Linked DNA regions of Homo sapiens: region 2 is linked to region 1. Evidence: read pairs that join two places in POLR2A ChIA-PET (ENCODE). Cell type or tissue: PC-9. All regions are shown on one strand. Links, peaks and the distances in the headings refer to the core of each region. The heading gives the core; the rest is flanking DNA.

Region 1 (10,371 bases), core at 698-8,697:
TGGGGATTACAGGCATGAGCCAGGGGTCCTGATCAGTATTCTTTTTTTCAAGAATAAATTTGAATATGCTTCATTGCAAGGTATATTGTTTCCACTGAGCACCTAGGATTTCTCAAGTTCTTTGTATATTATATGAGTCTTTCACAGCAATGTTAAGGGACAGGTGAAATAAACATAAAATAATTCCTGGCCGGGTGCAGTGGCTCATGCCTGTAATCCCAACACTTTGGGAGGCCGAGGCGGGTGGATCATCTGAGGTCAGCAGTTCGAGACCAGCCTGACCAACATGGCGAAACCCCGTCTCTAGTAAAAATACAAAATTAGCCGGGCATGGTGGCACATGCCTGTAATCCCAGCCACTTGGGAGACTGAGGCTGGAGAATTGCTTGAACCCAGGAGGCGGGGGTTGCAGTGAGCTGAGATCGCGCCACTGAACTCCATCCTGGGCAACAAGAGCAAAACTCTGTCTCAAACAAACAAACAAACAAAAAATTCCTCTTTACAGAGGAGGCAATTAAGACCCATTGTCAATCACCTAGTAGGCATCGGGACTGGGGTTTGAAAGCACATGTCTCTAAAGTCCATGCTTTTATTTGTAATGCCAAAAGACTGGAAACAATCTAAACACCCCTTGATGGGAACCAGTTAAATTATAGTAGTCCATACAATGTAATACTCTACAGCCGCAAAGATAGATAAAAATGAGGATACTCTCATATACCGATAAGGAAATGTCACCAAGATAGGGTGTTAAAGCGGGGGAAAAACCCAACAAACGTGTAGAACGTGTACAGACTGGCACTAAATATGTTAAAATGGAGTAAGGAAGGGTATAGATTTGTTTTAGCTTGTATGTGTAGAAAAACAACGTTAGAAGGATAAACAAAAACCTTATAACAGGGTTATCTATTTAGGGTGGGGGAAAGTGGGCATTTGGGGGACAGGGACAGAAGAGATGTACATCTTTTCATTTTTTTTAGTTTTAAACATATAAATAAATTATCTGTTCAAAAAAGCAAATGCATATAAACATTTTTTTAAGCAACATGAAATTAAACAAAACTGCTGTCCCTTCCTTCCACTGTACCATGTGCCTTAGACATCTTTGGAGGGCAGTCTGTCCTCTTTTCCAGTGAGTTGCACAGGGCAGCAGGCCTCAGGACACCCTGGCAGCTCTAAGGATGGCTTCAGCACAGCCTGGGGAAGGAAGCCCTGCCAGCAGGCAGCGCCAGGCCAAGTGTACCCTCTTTCCTTATCCCTGACTTAGAAAAACAAAACCGATAGGCAAATCCACTCATCGGCATTTCTGAATCCAGTTGTTAACCAATCCTCTTCCTGCCCTTTACTCTCCTTTTCTTCCTTTTTCCAGAAAATCCTGGAAAGCTCTGCAGCTACTTTGCAAAGTGCTTTACTAGCTCTGGCTGCCTTGTTGTTTTCCTTTTCTCATTTGGCCTGTGTCATCCTCTCAGGCAAGTACTGCAGTCAGACTTCCTGCCAGCTTGCCTGCTGGGTTCATCTGTCTTTAAAACACAAAACAAAACAAAACAAAAAGCCTGTATTTTCATAGAACCTACAAACCTCAAATTCGAAGTTATTTTGTCCAACTCTCCACCCAGAGCAGAAGATCCTAGTTGTAAAATTTAGCAGAGTAAATCCACTTGGTTTTAAAGCCCAATTCTGTGGTTTCACTTTGCCCATCCAATCAACTCGGAGTAACAGCTCTCATAAAATATTTGCTCTTGTGAAGAATCCCACGGGGCAGGTCTATTTGTGTGTGGAGTCTAGTGGTGCAGTCAGCACCAGTAAATTTCCATTCAGTAATTCAGTGACTGTTAATCGACACCTAATATGTATCCATCACTGTCTGAGGCCCTGTGCTAGGGACAGAAACAAACACCGAGACTCAGCCCCTGCCCTCAAATCTCTAACAGCCATGTTAGGATACCTTCAGGTCATCAAGCCAGGTCATTAGTGCCTGGCCTAATTTGTTTTGTTTTTAAAAAGCCATTTGCAAGGTATCAGTTATATCACTGTGTTGTGGACATTTTCATGGTGAGCTATGTGTCGGAAATATGATTTATGGGAATGGCTTTCTTTTCTCTCTTTTTTAAGGTTTTGGGGAAATAGCTTTTATACTGCAAAGATAATGGCCAAAGCTCAAACTCTAGGTAATGTAATCCATATAAGATTAATTAGCCTTTCAGGGTGTTAATTTTGTCATAACAGTGTCATAGCTTTCAGCTTTCATTAGCTAGAATTCCTTGGCTAATGTGCAGGAAATTTGAGATGTCTGCCAGGTGTGTTCGGTGAAAGATTTTACAAAATCAAATGTGAGTCTAAAAGCAAGTCATTTTGAGAGACACTGAGCTTGGCAGAGATTCAGGTGTCTAGAACCATACCATATACTCCCCAGAGAATGCTGGGCCAGAACATGTCTTCCCTTGAGCGTTGTTCAATTCACTGGGCACACGGAGCAGAGGACTCCGTGGAGGCAGCATGCTCACTCCCCATTACACACGCACAGCATCACCAGGAACCATACCTCGACATTCATTCTTTGCTGGCTTATTCTCAAAGGAAAACCCCAACCAGAAGATAATGAACACCACAGACTGTTGGAAGCAGCAAGAAGCTACCACACATTTGTGGCTCCCACACATCCACCCAAAACACACCAGCAGGAAGAAAGAGCAATATATTACTCAGGTTTCCTGTCAGGACATCCTGGCTTGAAACACAGGTCTGTCACTTAAAAATATTAAGATAACCCGCAGATGGGAAACTGCTTCATTATGTCCTTGGGAATCTCAGAAAACTGTCAGCTTATGAAATAGAGCTCAAAAGCAAGTAGAAAATCACCCATTCCCATTGATGACGGGTAGTTTTTCTTCCAGGCAAAGAGGATCACAGGAACATGGGGGCATGAAATGACTGAAGGAATCTGGGCTGGGGAAGGCCCCATGCAGTTTCTGGGCAGACTGGGTCTTGTCTCAGACCAACAACCTTGGTCCAAATTTGTCATAAGGACATGACAAACTCAGTATACAAGCATTACCGCGTAAGTAGTAGGCCCTATTTTGTTGGTGACTGAAGATTGCCTTTGAATTCCCCAGTGCCCATAGGCCCTGCACGCCTCACCATCTGCCATTGAACAGTGTAAGGTGTAAGCAGATCAGCTCAGCAGAACAGTATAAGGCTACACTTTGAACAGTAGCTGTCTCCTTGGGGGAACCCTACAATGAAGGGGAATCCATTAAAAGGAGGGTATAGGCTAGATGTCTGTTCTCCAGGCTTGTCATGGCAAGCTCAGGATCAGAGAGACCACCCATCCATTCATCAATGCATTCATTCACTCATTCAATAGACATCTATAGAGCACTTTTTTTTTTTAGACGGAGTCTCTCGGTTGCCCAGGCTGGAATGCAGTAGTGCGATCTAGGCTCACTGCAACTTCCGCCTCCTGGGTTCAAGCAATTCATCTGCCTCAGCCTCCTGAGCAGCTGGGACTACAGGCATTAGCCACCACGCCTGGCTAATTTTTAAAATATTTTTAGTAGACATGGGGTTTTACCATGTTGGTCAGCCTCGTCTCGAACTCCTAACCTCAAATGATCTGCCTGCCTCGCCTCCCAAAGTGCTGGGATTACAGAAATGAGCCACCACATCCGGATTTTTTTTTTTTTTTTTTTTTTTTTGAGACAGGGTCTTGCTCTGTCACTCAGGCTGGAGTGCAGTGGTGCAATCACGGCTCACTGCAGTCTCAACCTCCTGGGCTCAAGCAATCCTCCCTCCTCAGCCTCCCAAGTAACTGGTACTACTGGCGTGTGCCACCATGCCCAGTTAATTTTTGTATGTTTTGTACAGACAGGGTCTTATGTTACTCAGGCTAGTCTTGAACTCCTAGGCTCAACCAATCCTCCAGCTTTGGCCTTCCAAAGTGTTGGAATAACAGGTACTGTTATTCCGAGTAACTGGTACTACTGGCGTGCGCCACCATGCCCAGCTAATTTTTGTATTTTTTGTAGAGACAAGGTCTTACTATGTTACCCAGGCTATTCTCGAACTCCTAGGCTCAACCAATCCTCCAGCTTTGGCCTTCCAAAGTGCTGGAATAACAGGTGTGGGCCACTGTGCCTGGCCACTGCAAATTCTTGGGAGCCTGCTGTCTCTCTTAGCCAGGTTACAATGGATACTATCTGTTAACACTAGTATTCCTACTATCCCATATTCAATCTTTACTCCTCAATCACAAACTTTTTTTTTTTTTTTTTTTGAGACAGAGTCTCATGCTGTCCCCCAGGCTGGAGAGCAGTGGCGCAGTCTCGGCTCACTGCAAGCTCCGCCTGCCAGGTTCACACCATCCTCCTGCCTCAGCCTCCCGAGCAGCTGGGACTATAGTTGCCCGCCACCACACCCGGCTAATTTTTTTGTATTTTTAGTAGAGATGGGGTTTCACCACGTTAGCCAGGATGGTCTCAGTCTCCTGACCTCGTGATCCACCCACCTCGGCCTCCCAAAGTGCTGGGATTACAGGCGTGAGCCACCGCATCCTGCCCTCAACCACAAACTTTTATTTCCTTCTGCTATTCTATCCCATGATTCTCATAAACCATCAAAATGTCTTCAGAATGCCAATTTTTTGTGTGTTCCGATTTCATCTCTGGCATGATAAACTTTATAGCTCTGAAACTCTTGGTTCAAAAAATAGTGCCGTGGAGAGCTAGGTGGTCACCCTGAGACCACAACTTGCAGTCCCTCCAGGCTCATGCCTGTATCTGTGAACAGGGAATCTCCTGAGGAAATACACGTGGTCTCCACAGATTCCACAGCCACACCCATCTCATGACCTGGATTCCTCCCCTCCCCCCTGCCCAGCCTCCACCCCCTGGGCAGGAAAAGGAGCCGAGAAAGTGAGTCTTCAGCTCCTTCCTCTTCTGCACTTAGATCTATCACATCTCACCACATCAACACTGTTATTTTCTTAGAACTATATAGTGTTTATATTTGGGGTCTAGGGTAAAATTCCATTTTCATCTATCATTGCAACTGGCTTTTCTGGCTTTCTCTTTTGGAGATCTTGGCTTATTTTTCCCCAGGGAGTGAGTCATATTCACAAACACGCCTTATCTCCTGGGACACAACCTGGTCAGTTAGCTACCCCAACTCACAGAAAATGATCACAAAGATTTTGTGTCCCTTTTACTTTTTTTTTTTTTTTTTTTTTGAGATGGAGTTTCGCTCTTGTTGCCCAGGCTGGAGTGCAATGGCATGATCTCGGCTCACCGCAACCTCCGCCTCCCGGGTTCAAACGATTCGCCTGCCTCAGCCTACTGAGGAGCTGGGATTACAGGCACCCGCCATCACGCCTGGCTAAGTTTTGTATTTTTAGTAGAGACGGGGTTTCACCATGTTGGCCAGACTGGTCTCTAACTCCTGACCTAAGGTGATCCACCCGCCTCAGCCTCCCAAAGTGCTGGAATTACAGGCGCGAGCCATCGCGTCTGGCCCCCTTTTACCTTTATATCACTCACTTCCACAAAATTTATTTAAAATTTAGAGGAAAACCTCTGTACTTCCTCCTGCCTCCCACCCCTTGTTTTTTTTATTAATTTTTTTTTTTGAGACAGACTCTTGCTCTGTCACCAGGCTGGAGTGCGGTGGCACAATATCAATTCACTACAACCTCCGCCACCCGGGTTCAAGCAATTCCCCTGCCTCAGCCTCCCAAGTCGCTGGGATTACAGGCACCCATCACTACCCCCGGCTAATTTTTTGTATTTTAGTAGAGACGGGGTTTCACCATGTTGGCAAAGATGGTCTTGATCTCCTGACCTCGTGATCTGCCAGCCTCAGCCTCCCAAAGTGCTGGGATTACAGGCGTGAGCCACCGTGCCTGGCCCCCTTGTTTTAATTTTCTCCGTAGCACTTGTCACTATCGACATACTAGATAGCTTATTCATTTGTTCATCATTCATTCATTGTTTGTCTCTCTCTCTTTCCTCACTGGAATGTAAACTTTTGGCCAGACATGGTGGCTCACACCTGTAATCCCAGCACTTTTGGAGGCCGAGGCTGGCAGATCACTTAAGGTCAGGAGTTCAAGAACAGCCTCTGGCCAACATGGTGAAACCCCATCTCTACTAAAAATACAAAAAAAATTAGCCAGGCATGGTGGTGCATGCCTGTAGGCTGCAGTGAGCCGAGATTGCGCCACTGCACTCCAGCCTGGGTGACAGAACCAGACTCCATCTCAAAAAAAAAAAAAAAAAAAAAAAGAATGTAAACTTTTTGAGGGCAGGGCTTTTGTTTGTTTTGTATATTGCTGTATTCCCAGGCCCAGCTCAGTGCCTGGCACATAAAAAATACTCAATAAAGGTTGAACAAATAAATTGGTGAATAAATAGTTGATTTTTCCTTCCTTGTCTGAGGCCTACCACTTCCCTCTCCTGCCACAATGTCTTTCCATTGGCTCAGTCCCTAAGAGATCAGATGACTGTATGTTCTGTGTAAGCTGTGGAGGCGAACCACCAAAACAGTGGGTAGTTCCTCTCCATCTCCTGCATCTCCATCTACTGATAGCACAAACATTTTGCAAGTCCTACTCACCTCCTCTGTGGCACCATCCCTTAACCTCCCACAGTGATCTCACCTTCTTCTGAACTCACAGCATCCAGTGCATGTATCATTCATCTACAATTTAGCACTTTCTGCCTTGTGTGGATAATATAATTCTCCTGAATGTGAGCAAAGCTGGCTTCCTGCACCAACCCCTTCCCCTCTTTCCAGCAGCTCCTCACTTCTTACCTCGCGGAATTTAAACAAGGACCCAGATGTGGGACTTACACTTTCAGGCTGGCCCAGTACGAGGGGACTCATCTCTCAAACACCTAGAGAGTTCACATAATGTTGAGGGACATATAAATCAAATGCCAATTTACTCACACTGAGGAATGACAGATATTCAAAATGGACTGCAACGCTTGAACTGGCCTGACTGGCCGATGTCCCCATGGGCTAAGGATTGCTTAGTAAAATGCAGACTTAGAACAAAAGTAACCAACCTAAAGTCAGGTCTCACTTTTTAAGGCAGAAGATCCTCTTTCCTGCAACAGGAGCAGCAGCCTGACCAAGGAACTCACGGAGCTTACCTGGTCTCCCACTAGCCTTGGGTCCTGCCAGGGCTGTACTTGGAAGCACAGGTACTTTCAAGGATGGCCAAACCCCTCCTGTTAAGTTTGCCAAACTGGTTTATAACCCAATTGATTAAACTTCACCTAAATTACAACCACTTTCCAGCCCCTCTCCTATTAGACTATAAGCTCCCGAGGGCCCATGCCTTGCAGGTTTCTTTTTTCTTTTTTTTTTTTGAGATGGAGTTTCGCTCTTGTTGCCCAGGCTGGAGTGCAATGGCACAATCTCGGCTCACCGCAACCTCTGCCTCCCAGGTTCAAGCAATTCTCCTGCCTCAGCCTCCCGAGTAGCTGGGATTACAGGCATGCACCACCATGCCCAGCTAATTTTGTTTTTTTGTTTTTTTGAGACGGAGTCTTGCCCTGTCGCCCAGGCTGTAGTGCAGTGGCGCAGTCTCGGCTCACTGCAACCTCCGCCTCCCAGGTTCAAGTGATTCTCCTGCCCCAGCCTCCCGAGTAGCTGGGATTACAGCCGTGTGCCTCCATGCCCAGCTCATTTTTGCATTTTTAGTAGAGACGGGGTTTCACCATGTCGGTCAGGCTGGTCTAGAACTCCTGACCTCATGATCTGCCCGCCTCGGCCTCCCAAAGTGCTGGGATTACAGGCGTGAGCCACCGCGCCCAGCCTTAATTTTGTATTTTTAGTAGAGATGGGGTTTCTCCATGTTGAGGCTGGTCTCGTACTCCTGACCTCAGGTGGTCCACCCGCCTCGGCCCCCCAAAGTGCTGGGATTACAGGCGTGAGCCACCCCGCCCGGCCAGCAGGTTTCAATAAGTATGTTGTGACAGAAAGGGCCGCTTTGTCAGCAAAGAAAGAAATAGAAAAACTCACTCCGCCCACAGTTTTTTTTAAGAGACAGGGTCTCTCTCCGACGCCCAGGCTGGAGTGTGATCACAGCTCACTGCAGCCTTAATCTCCAGGGCTCAAGCTTTCGTCCTACCCTCAGCCTCCCAGATAGCTAGGACTACAAGCGTGCATCACAACGCTGACTAGTGGTTTTTTTTTTTTTCTTTTTTTAATAGAGATGGGGTTTCACCATGTTGCCCAGGCTGGTCTGGAACTCCTGGGTTCAAGGGATCCTCCCACCTCAGCCTCCCAAATTGCTGGGATTACAGGCATGAGCCACCTCCCCTGGCCTCACTCCCTGTTTAAAGTGTCCCTGGGCCAGGTGCTGTGGCTCATGCCTGTAATCCTAGTGCTTTGGGAGGCTGAGGCGAGAGGATCACTCAAGGCCAAGAATTCCAGACCAGGCTGGGTAGCGTATCGAGACCCCATCTCTACAGAAAATTTTAAAAATTAGCCGGGCGCCGTGGCATGTGCTTGTTGTGGTCCTAGCTACTCAGGACGCTGAGGTGGGATGGTGGCTTGACCCCAGGAGTTTGAGGTTAACTGAGCTATAATTGTGCGACTGCACTTAGCCTGGGCAACAGAGAGGGTCCTTGATCTAAAACAAAACAAAACAAAACAAAAAACAAACAAACAAACAAAACGTGTCCCTGGGTCAATCAGGCTCAACCACTCGTTTTTGTTTTTTTTTTTCTGAGATGGAGTCCTGCTCTGTTGCTCAGGCTGGAGTGCAGTGGTGCGATCTTGGCTCACTGCAACCCCCGCCTTCCGGTTCGAGCAATCCTCCATCCTCCCACCTCAGCCTCCGGAGTAGTTGGGATTACAAGTGTGTGCCACCACACCCAGCTAATGTTTTTATTCTTAGTAAAGACAGGGTTTCACCATGTTGGCCACGCTGGTCTCAAACTTCTGACCTCAAGTGATTTGCCCACTTCAACCTACATCCACTCCTTGATCTGAAACACTGAAGCTACCTGCCTTGTTCAAAGCCAAAAAGCGTCTACCTACAAAGCCCTGGGGATTTTTTGTTTGTTTTATTTGAGACGGAGTCTCACTCGCCCAAGATGGAGGGCAATGGCGTGGTCTTGGCTCCTGACCTTGTGATCTGCCCGCCTGTTTTGAAGGACAAATGCCTGCACCCTTATTTGTTTGCTTTCTCCTGGGAATTTCTCTATCCAATCCTGCAGGCAAGTTGTTTTTTTTTTTTTGGAGACAGAGTCTCGCTCTGTTGCCAGGCTGCAGTGCAGTGGCGCAATCTCGGCTCACTGTAATCTCCGCCTCCCTGGTTCAAGCGATTCTCCTGCCTCAGCCTCCTGAATAGCTGGGACTACAGGCACGCGCCACCACGTCCAGCTGATTTTTGTATTTTCAGTAGAGACGGGGTTTCATTATGTTTGCCAGGATGGTCTCGATCTTGACCTCGTGATCCGTCTGCCTCGGCCTCCCAAAGTGCTGGGATTACAGGCATGAGACACCGTGCCCAGCGACAAGATAATTTTAAAAGGAGAGGGAACGTCTGCTTTTGTTGCCTTTCTCGTCTTTTGTGGTTCCACATACAACACAGCAGTGTCTATGGGCTGTCAATCGCAACATAATGCAAACAACACAATTGTCTCTGGGGTCCACTGAATCCAAATCACACACGCACCACACTTCTGCCTTTTGCACTGCTGACTGCCAAGTGAACAATGTTTTGTAGAAGCAGCAAGTGTGAGGAGAGGTGACTTCTGCCAGATGGTGCTAAAAAAGACCCAAGTCTGATACACAGGAGTCCTTCCATTAACCCATCCATGACCAAAGCAAAGTGTGTGTGGGGTGAGGGGTAGAAGGAATTGCCCTGTCTTTGCCCTCTGGGGCTTCTTCTGCCTCGAACACTATCCATCTGCCACCTAACCTGGTTTTGCCTTGATATAAATGGTAGCGGTGGCCAAGAGAATGGGGTGACAGAGGGGGGGAAACCCACGGTGTTACATGCTTTCACCCATACCCTCCAGGATGGCCCTGAGCGTCTCACACCCTAGGGGCCTGACCAGGTACTGACACTTTCTTGCCAAAGCCCTACAACCATCACCTCCCTACTGTGAAATGTGAGGTAAGTTGCTTAAACCGGCGGAACCAGTTTCCTCAACTACATAGAGGGATGATGATTCCCCCTAGCTCACAGGACCGCTGTGGGAATCAAATGAGATCACTCATGTGAAAAGCCTAGCACAACCCCTGACACATGACACAAGCACTTCAGGACATATTCATGTTCCTCCTTCCAGGACAGGGCCTTACACTGTCTACTCTGGTAAACCAGCCTCATATAAGCTCCTGGAGGCTGGCGTGTCC
Region 2 (10,371 bases), core at 1,009-9,008, 260 kb before region 1:
CAAGGAACTGAAAGATGGTTGGAAGAGTTCAGTATAACTAGAGCCAGGGCATGAGGGCTGTGGATGGAGTTTGGGAGATTTACTTTGGGAGTTGTCTCCGTGTTTTATATAGGTTATAGATGTTGTCGAAAAAATAGAAAATATGAGTCAGCTGAAACAACAATCATACATGTACCACTCAGATACATTGCTGAGTTTTTCCTTCACCTGTATCATTTTTGCAAAATTGGATCACAGTAGGTTAGCTATTTTGTAACCTGCTTTTTTTTTTAATGGTGAAAAACATATATATTTAGAATTTGCCAGCTGGATTCAACTTAGATGATCCCAATTTTTTGGCAGCCTCTAAAAGCAGCATGCTCAGGAGCCAGCTGAACATGGGCTTTCTTCTCTCCATCAGCCCTGATCACGGTGTTGATCTTGGCCACATTGGTGTCATAGAGCTCCTCCACAGCCTGTTTGATCTTATGCTTTTTGACCTCGACATCCACAATGAACACAAGTGCATTGTTGTCCTCTGTCTTCTTCATGGCCAAGTCAGTGGCCTGGGAGAACTTGTTGGTCGCATAGTGGTCAGGCCTGGGGGAGAGGCAAAATGGGGTCACCTGGCCTGGGCCCAGTAGAAGAAAGGCTTGGTCCTCTTTCAGAGCCCAAGGCCAGGTGAGCCTAGGTGCATCAGACAGTGAGGTAGTAATTGTAACCTTTTTTTTTTTTTTTCACTTTGTTGTACATAGCTTTTTTTGGTCAATAAATATATATTCACAGCATCATTTTTATGAACGGCATAATATTAGTTGTTTTGGCTATACCGTAACTTAGATAATTCCTCTTTATTGGATAAAGTTGTTTCTCATTTTTTTTCATTACTATAGGAAATATACATATATCTTTGTCCATTTTTATGATATTTTTAAAGCATAAATTCCAAGAAGTAGAATTCTTGTTGCATGGTGCATACAATTTTCTAATGGCCAAATTGCCCTCCAAAGCTACTGTCCAATTTATACTTCCCCCTGGCAGCAGTACAGGAGAGTATACCCAATATTGTATCTTATTCTTTTTCATCTCTATCCCAGCGTAGTAAATGTGAAAACAAATATTTGTTTTAATTTTCATTTCTTTTTGTTTGTTTGTTTTGAGACAGAGTCTTGCTCTGTCGCCCAGGCTGGAGTGCACTAATTTTTAGTAGAGACAGGATTTCACCATGTTAGCCAGGCTGGTCTTGAACTTCTGGCCTCAAGTAATCCACCTGCCTTGGCCTCCCAAAGTGCTGGGATTACAGGTGTGAGCCACCGCGCCTGGCCCTTAATTTTCAATTTTCATTTCTTTGGTTACTGTATTGTTGGGTTTTTTTATGCTTATTGAACGTATCATCTCATGTAAACTGACAGCTTATATTGTTCCTGTTTAATTTTTTATTAAAATTTCATTTTTTTCTTGCTAATTTTTAACAGCTTTTATATATTAAAAATACATTTGTGATACTCTATAGTTTTTACTTTTTTTTTTTTTTCCGAGACAGGTTGTCACTCTGTCACTCAGGCTGGAGTGCAATGGTACAATCTTGGCTCACTGCAGCTTCCACCTCCTGGGCCCAACCTTTCCACGCACCTCAGCCTCACAAGTAGCTGAGACTACAGGCTCGCACCACCATGCCCAGCTAACTTTTTTGTATTTTTTTATAGAGACGAGGTTTTGCCACGTTGCCTGGGCTTGTCTGGAATTCCTAGGCTCAAGTGATCCACCTGCCTCCGCCTCCCAAAGTGCTGGGATTACAGGCATGAGCCACCAGGCCCAAACAGTTTTTACATTTTTGTCATTTGTCTTTTCAACCTTCAAAACAATCTATCTTTTTCTTTTATGATTTCTTTTTTTTGGTGTTATCCTTAGGCCTCCATCTTACTAGGATTATATAAATAGTCATCTATATATTCTTCTGTTCTTTTTATGGCTTAATTTTTTACTTTGGAGTATTTGACGATATATCTGAAATGTACTGGATGTATCAATGTATTTGAAATGCCTTATTGTACATGAAATACTTATAAACTTGCTTTCATTTCTGGACTTTTTGTTTTATTGATTTCTTTGTTATGAAGACAAGGCATTGTTTTAATTAGGCTAACTTTAAAATGCATTTTAATATTTAGTTACGCAAAACCACCTTCATTTTTCTTTTTTTCAAAAATCTCTCAGTTCTTTGTGCATGATTATTCTCCTGTATGGGATGTAGGATCATTTTATCAAGTTTCCTTGCAAAAATTCCTATGGGGATTTTAATTTATATGATTAAATATGTAGAGTAGTTTGTGGACCATTGATGTCTTCCTTTCTGGAATATGGTATTTTCTACATTTACGTAGGTCTTCCCTTATGTCTGTCTCTAAAATTTGTAGTTTTTCCCATATTGTTCCTGTGTATTTCCTGGAAGTATAACACTTAGTATTTTACATTTCTTTTTTTTTTTTTGAAACGGAGTCTTGTTCTGTCGCCAGGCTGGAATGCAGTGGCGTGATCTCAGCTCACTGCAACCTCCACCTCCCGGGTTCAAGCGATTCCCCTGCCTCAGCCTCCCAAGTAGCTGGGATTATAGGCACATGCCACCACGCCCAGCTTTTTTGTATTTTAGTAGAGACAGGGTTTCACTCTGTTGGCCAAGATGGTCTCGATCTCCTGACCTCGTGATCCGCCCACCTCAGGCTCCCAAAGTGCTGGGGTTACAGGTGTAAGCCACCGCACCCAGCCAGTATTTTACATTTCAGTTGCTAATATGAAATGAATCATTTGTTCTAATAGTTTTTGATAATGTAAGAAAGTTAGTGATTTTTGTATATTTATTTTGTAACTGTCCATCTTATAAGACCATGCTAAATGGATTTTCACTATAGAAGGTTCCGTCAGACAGCAATGTGTAGGAAGGATTAAAGATATGATAATGGCAATAAAACAATTTATGATTATATAGCTATAATTCAGATTAAAAGTGATAAGAACCTTAAAGAATGTAGCAATGAAGAGGAAAATATTGATGGGTTCTGGAAATAAAGTGGTGCAATTGAGAATTTGATTCTTAATTGTGTGTGTGCATGAGGAAATGTCAGATGGTTTTCTGATTTGAGCAATTTAATTTACAGTAGTGGTTTTACCTGAGATTTGAATTATAGGAAGGAAAATGAACATGACATAGTGTTGGTGATGGTGAAGAGATGATGAATTCTGTTTAGGGCATGTTTAATTTGAGAGCATCAAGGTGAAAATTTGATAGGCTGGTGAATAATGGATTTGGAGTTTACAAGTAATGCCTGAACTAGAAATAATAATTGGATGAGATAATGTACAGGAAATGTGTAGAGAATATGACAGGATAGAACCCTAGGGACCACTGGTATTTAAGAGATGGACAAAAAAGGTAACCTGGTGAGACATTGAAAAGCTGGGATGGAGAATCAAAGCCAAATTGCAGGCTTGGCGTGGTAGCTCATGCCTGTAATCCCAGCACTTTGGGAGACCAAGGCCAGAGGATTGCTTGAGACCAGGAGTTCAAGACCAGCCCTGGCAACTTAGCAAAACCCTATCTATACAAAAAATTGAAAAATTAGCCGGGCGTGGTGGCATGTGCCTGTGGTACCACCTACTTGGAAGCTGAGGCAGGAAGATCACTTGAGCCTGGGAGGCTGAGGCTGCAATGAGCCATGATCATGCCACCGCACTCCAGCCTGGGTGACAGAGTCAGACCCTGTCTCAAAACAAAAACAGACAGACAAAAAACACTACCAACAACAACAAATACCCAGAAATTTATTTAATTGTCTGGAAGTAGAAATGGGGACCTAGGAAGTTGCTGCTGCTCTGCTGCTGCTATATGTGGGCTCCACAGATTCCATCCACAATGGAATAAGGAAAATAGAACTTTGCTATAAAGGTACTTCAATGCAAATGTAGATGCAGATTGAACCTTTAGGTGAAACAACAGATTTGATGAAGCTCGGATCGACCTATCCTGTTTGGGAATGGAGAGTGGGGATTAATACAATTTAATATTCAAAAATTGGTGTATCCATTCAGCCAAGTGATATCCACGTGCCTTCCTTCTTTCTCCAGAGTTGGCCCTTTGACCTACCCTTCCCTGCCTCAATCTTAACTGTATTCAAATACTAGAAGGCTAATCTTCCTCAGAGCCTTTTAGTTATGGAACAGAATCTTGATTTTTATCATCAGATATACATATCATCAAAACATTTGTCCTCAACAAATTTGGTAAATGTGCCTTCACCCAGATTATTGATATAAATTTTGACTAGTTCAGGATGTCTCAAGCATCTGAAGACCAACCATGCTTTGGCATAATTCCTCTCTGGTGACACTTGTTAGCACAGTCTAGGTGATGGCCTCCCCTGATTTTGTTCACTGATGTCTTTTTATAATACCACTTTCCCTCGTACAGAGAGAGAGATTGTGTGTTTGTGTGTGTGTGTGTGTGTGTGTGTGTGAGACATTTGTACTCTCTACCTTCTTTATTCAAATTTATCTTCTTGTTCCCTCAACACAGAAGCTGTGTCTAGTGAGTCTGCTTCAGTCACACAGATATTCTAGTTTTAGTTCCTCTTCATGCAGGAATACATGTCTCAGTAAAAAATTAAAACTTTGGATTTAAACAGTGTTTAATAGTATCTTATCCAAAATAAATAAAGTGTAACTAATGCATACTATTGCAGAGAGCATATCCCAGGCATTTAAAACGTAGGAATTCTCATTTTAGTGTTTCTTCTTTTACTCTGAGGATTGATTCTATTTACCAAATGCTTCTAGTAAAGGATATATGAGGTTCCAAACAGAGATCTGTAGCATCAGGGATGTTATATTTGTGTAGTGTCAGCTCCTGTCTCTGGGAGTTCTGAGCATTCTTGTGTGTGTTGATGTAACTGAACCTGAAATTGCTTTTCCATGATAATGTATTTTATGTTTCAGGAGACAAATTACATGTTTGTCATAGGGACAGTGGGAAATGTCAATAGTAGGAACCCTGCTTTTTGATGATGATAATGACTCCCGACCTTCATCTGGGTGATTTGCTGTACCCAACGGCCATCAGTAATTGAAGCCAAGTAGCCAGGCACAGTGGCACCTGCCTGTAGTCCCAGCTACTCAGGAGGCTGAGGCGGGAGGATGAGGCAGGAAGATCTCTTGAGCCCAGGAGTTCAAGGCCAGCTTGGGCAATATAGAAAGACCCTATCTCATTTTTAAAAATAATTAATTAATTTTGTAAAAGGAAATAAATTTTTTTAAAAATTGAAGCCCAGTGAGAAGTTTATGTATTTCTAGACATTGTATCTGTTGACAAAATATGTAAGTATTTGATAGAAATTTTTGCAATAATGAAAATAACTACCATTATTGAGTACTTAATAGATAGCTGGCTTTGCAAAACCCCCTGTGTATTATCTCTTGTAATCCTCCTTTAAGTCAGGTACTCTTACTGTCCCCATCTTACAGTGAGGAAGCTGCATTTGACAAGGTCACACAGCTAATGGGTGGGAGTTTGGAGAGTGGAGTTGTGGATCTCAGACTCAGGACACTATCTCCTTTGGTTCACTCAGTTCAACAGTTTGGTTTTTTGTTTTTATTTTATCTAATTGTCATTGAATCTACAAATCTGTCTTATAGGAACAAGTGGTGATGAACTTGGACAGCAGGCTTCTGATCTTCCCTTTATATATCTGCTGTAACTTCTTGTATATATCACCAGAAAAAAAGAATTGAAAATAATCGTCACCCAGAAAATCCAGAAAACTGAAGATTTCATCAGTTGGAAACAGTAGCACTTTGAAAACTTTTTAGGCCAGCTTTAATTTAATGGCCCTACTGATATTCACATCGAAGGTGACTAACAATGACAAAGGCCTTATGAACTGTACAGACAATACAGAAGATTATTCTTATCCTCATTGCATTTCTATGCATATGCGTAAGAACATTTTAAAGCCAAGAAAATATCTGTCAAACCATTTCTGTTAGAACGATGTCAATTCATGCTTTTAATTTAGCATCAATAGAAAATTGCTGTAGGTAAATCTCACATTTATCTGCAACAAAATATAGATTTAATTTTTAGCTTAAACTTTGTTTCTACCTTATGTTAGTGGACCTCAGTTATCCATCTGTAAATTTCTTTTTATTTGGCTAAAATAATCTAAAAGAATAATTTGGTTGGCCAATTAGAAATGCCTTTTTCAGTTGGTGTATTGAAAGCTTTCCTTTAACATTTTCACCTGCTCATTGTGATTCCTCCTTTTAGTCTAATATCTTTCCAGGTCATACTTGTTTTTAATCATTAAATATTTTCTTCCTGGTTTTGGAGACTAAGCTGATAAACTTTTTTTAAAACTTAAGCATTGTCATTGCTATTTTTTTTAATTTGACTTTCCTAGGAGTTTAAGAACAGTGAAAGTTAGCTTTGCACCTTCAAATGATCTTGAATGAGGGAAAAATCAGTTTGATTCCAAGGATATTTCTTGCCTTACATGGTCTTTTCTTTGACAGTCTGTACACCTTTATTATTAGGTTTTGAATTATTTATGTACCAGATATTATAGTTTTAAACATTTTAATATTCTCTGATCTTTAGAATTATTTATGTTCAAATTTTAGTTGGGAACTTTGTTTCCTACTTAAGCTCAGGACTTTTTACCCTCTGAATTGAGTGCCTTTGAGTGACACATGCTAATAGAAATTTCATAGTAAATGTAAATAAGGTCAGAGGATGTAATATGGAGCCTGATGATGAAGCATTAATGTAAAAATGGAACTTATTTTTGTCAAAAATGAGATGTACACTTGTCATGATTTATGTATGTTGACCTTTTGTGTTTATTACTGTTTTGAAAATAGCCATGTTCATTTTCTTTCCAGTTAGAGTAAGTACTTCTGTGGTTAATGTATATTTTTATTATGGTTTTTAAAATGGGAATCATTTTTATGTATCTGTGCAAATAATAAATGCCCATTTGGAAAAAGAGTAAGCTCTTACATAAAATGGACCAAAAAATCCCCCTTAATTGAAACCAAAATTTTTTCTTTCTAGTTAGGTTTTTTTCCCAACTCCTTTTAACTTTTGGAATTTATTAATAATTTTTTTCTTTTTTAATGATATGCCCATAGGTTCATAAATTGCTTTTGTTCTTTTAAAATTCATCCATTTGGTTTAACTTAAAGGAACCTTTTAAATGCCTCACCCTTGACCCTCAGAGCTGGAATTTAAATGTTTCTAATACAGTGATTTGGCTGTTATCAAGAGGTTACATTTCAGCTGGGTGTCAGCCAGGTGTGGTGGCTCACACTTGTAAGCCCAGCACTTTGGGAGGCCGAGGCAGGCAGATCATCTGAGGTCAGGAGTTTAAGATCAGCCATGACCAACATGGTGAAACCCCATCTCTATTAAATACACAAAATAAAAATTAGCCAGGCATGGTGGCACACGCCTGTCATCTCAGCTACTCAGGAGGCTGAGGCAGGAGAATCACTTGAACCCAGGAGGCAGAGGTTGCAGTGAGTGGAGATTGCGCCATTGCACTCCAACCTAGGCGACAGAGTGAGACTCCGTCTCAAAAAAAAAAAAAAAAAAAAAGAGGCTACTGTACTTATTTTTATATTTGACTACATTAGGTCTTTTTCACGGGAAGCTGTTGTTTTCTTTCCGTCTCATTACTGTATAAGAGTTTCCTTACCCTTTATGTATTGAAAAATATATAAATTCCAAACTTAAATTATTTGGATAATTAAGTTTTTGCAGATCTTGGAAGTAAAGATAATGTTTTGATCATATTAATGAATAAAGTTAACTGTTTCATTTCACTTACATAAGTTAACTGGCCAAATTGGATTTATATGTGGTTTCATCCATTGGTTCTGTCCTGGCCAAGTTGCTTATGTCATCCATAGACAGGATAATTCTTTCTTCAATCACAAGTAGGTTAATGTTCTTATTTGAGAAGTTGATAATTGTCAGGTAGTAATTCACACTGGTAGTAAAGATGTGCTTTTGTTTTCTTACCAAATATTTTTATGTGTTTCCAGAGTTCTTTTCAATAGAAATATTTTCAATAAAGTGTTAATAGTGTAAGATAAAGTATTGTATAAACCATGGTTTGTGAAAGCTTTGTGTTTTGTCAGCTTTTGTCTTACAGCCTCTACTATTTTTTTATGCTAGAGCTAGAAAACAATATTTAATTTTAAGAATGATTTGTGTTTGTCTATTAGTAAGGAAGAGGTCTTTAAGAGAATATGTCCTAGAGTTTCACACTAAGTTATTAAGAAGGGATATAAATACCTTTCCTTTAAAAAAAAATGGTTTGGCATGGAAACTTAGCAAGATAGGCAAAACCATGTGGAGAACAGTGGTAGTCACTGTTTTGTTTTGTTATGTTTTGTTTTTAAGGCGGAGTCTCGCTGTGTCGCCAGGCTGGAGTGCAGTGGCGCGATCTCAGCTCACTGCAACCTCTGCCTCCTGGGTTCAAGCAATTCTCCTGCCTCAGCCTCCTGAGTAGCTGGGACCACAGGTGCACACCACCACGCCCAGCTTATTTTTGTATTTTTAGTAGAGACGGGGTTTCACCATATTGGCCAGGAAGGTCTCGATCTCTTGACCACCATGTTGGCCAGGAAGGTCTCCATCTCTTGACCTCGTGATCCGCCCGCCTTGGCCTCCCAAAGTACTGGGATCACAGGCATGAGCCACTGCCCGGCCTGTTTTGTTTTGTTTTGTTTTTTTTATGAAGTGTTTCACAGCTAACATTTTATCTAATTTCAAGTCTTTCAATAGGATTACCATCATATGTGAGCAATTTTCAACATCAAATGCAAAAATAGGGTTACTGGAGGCTGGGCACAGTGGCTCACACCTGTAATCCCAGCACTTTGGGAGGCCGAGATGGGCAGATCACCTGCGGTCAGGAGTTCGAGACCAGCCTTACTAACATGGTGAAACCCCGTCTCTACTAAAAATACAAAAATTAGCTGGGCGTAGTGGCGGGCACCTGTAATCCCAGCTACTCGGGAGGCTGAAGCAGGAGAATCGCTTGAATCTGGGAGGCAGAGGTTGCAGTGAGCCGAGATCGCACCATTGCACTCCAGCCTGGGTGACAGAGTAAGACTCCATCTCAAAAAATACATTAAAAAAATAGGGTTACTGAAGATCATTGTGGCCACTTAAGTGTAAGTTAATTAAAATTTAAAGAAATTTAAAATGTACTCCCTCAGTCACACTAGCCACACTGTAAGTGCTCAGTAACTCATGTACCTGGTGGCTACCATATTGGACAGTACAGCTATAGAATATTTCTATTTCAGAAAGTTCTGATAGCTGATGTAGAATATTGGACTGGTAATGGTTATACTGTTTAAGATGAACCTGTGTAAAGAATAGAAAATAATAGAGCCAGGGGTACAAATGATAAGCATAGATGACTTGTCAATCTCCTGAAATATGTTCAACCAATATGGACCCAATCATGTTATTGGATTAAAATAATTTTTTAAAAAGGGCATGATACAAACTCTCCTCAACCAGAGAGTTTTAATTCTTCCCAAGGTCTAAGGTACACGGGTACAAAGAGCAAAAATCCTCAAAGGGCATCAATCATTATTTACTAGTGGTCAGACTGTATCTAATTATGGAGCAGAATTATTCAACAGCGTGCATTCATTTGTAAAGTATAAAAAGCTGGGCATGGTGGCTCATGCCTGTAATCTCAGCACTTTGGGGGGCCAAGGCAGGAGGATCTCTTCAGGCCAGGAGTTCTGAGACCAGGTTGGGCAGCATAGCAAGACCCCATGTCTACAAAAAATATTTTTTAAAAAAATAGCTGAAGCCTGACGCAGTGGCTCACGCCTGTAACCCCAACACTTTGGGAGGCTAAGGAGGGTGGATCACCTGAGGTCAGGAGTTTGAGACCAGCCTGGCCAACATGGTGAAACCCTGTCTCTACTAAAAATACAAAAATTAGCCGGGCATGGTGGCACGTGCCTGTCGTCCCAGCTACTCGGGAGGCTGAGGCAGGAGAATCTGTTGAACCCGAGAGGCAGAGTTTGCAGTGAGCCAAGGTCACGCCACTGCACTCCAGCTTGGGCGACAGAGTGAGACTCCATCTCAAAAAAGTAAATACATAAATATAAAAATAATAAAAATTAGCTGGGTGTAGTCCTAGCTATTCAGTAGGCTGAGGCGGAGGACTGCTTGAGCCAAGAGTTCAAGGCTGCAGTGAGCTATGATTGTGCCCGCTATACTCCAGCATGGGCAACAGAGTAAGACCTTGTCTCTTAAAAATAAACTAGAATACTTTTGTAATGGCTGGTAATTTTATAAGAACTAGGACT

The links. ChIA-PET counts read pairs that join two places held together with the same protein. Peaks named below come from ENCODE experiments on the same cell type or tissue, not always from the same donor. Only the 100,000 strongest peaks of a DNase experiment are listed, where the experiment ranks them.
Region 2: POLR2A ChIA-PET joins it to region 1 with 13 read pairs; 5 of 35 experiments call an interaction of 5 or more read pairs at or near these places.

The regions. Positions count from the first base shown.
Region 1 is chr2:70,131,181-70,141,551 of GRCh38, forward strand. No RefSeq gene overlaps it. Among named protein-coding and RNA genes, the nearest start is that of LINC01816, 11 kb to the left of the region's middle. RefSeq lists enhancers at 2,355-2,664, 4,568-4,627, 4,688-4,737, 7,091-7,632, 7,633-8,174 and 1 more and silencers at 7,917-8,211, 9,977-10,271. In PC-9, for the core only: no CTCF peak of the experiment used is centred there; DNase peaks (open chromatin) are centred at 1,761, 5,041, 6,031 and 6,581; H3K4me3 peaks cover 3,039 bases; H3K27ac peaks cover 6,641 bases.
Region 2 is chr2:69,873,245-69,883,615 of GRCh38, forward strand. It overlaps GMCL1 (germ cell-less 1, spermatogenesis associated), which reads left to right. Exons shown (of 14, transcript NM_178439.5): 14 at 5,665-8,140. The coding sequence ends at 5,760. It also overlaps the pseudogene RPL23AP92. Among named protein-coding and RNA genes, the nearest start is that of SNRNP27, 16 kb to the right of the region's middle. In PC-9, for the core only: no CTCF peak of the experiment used is centred there; no DNase peak of the experiment used is centred there.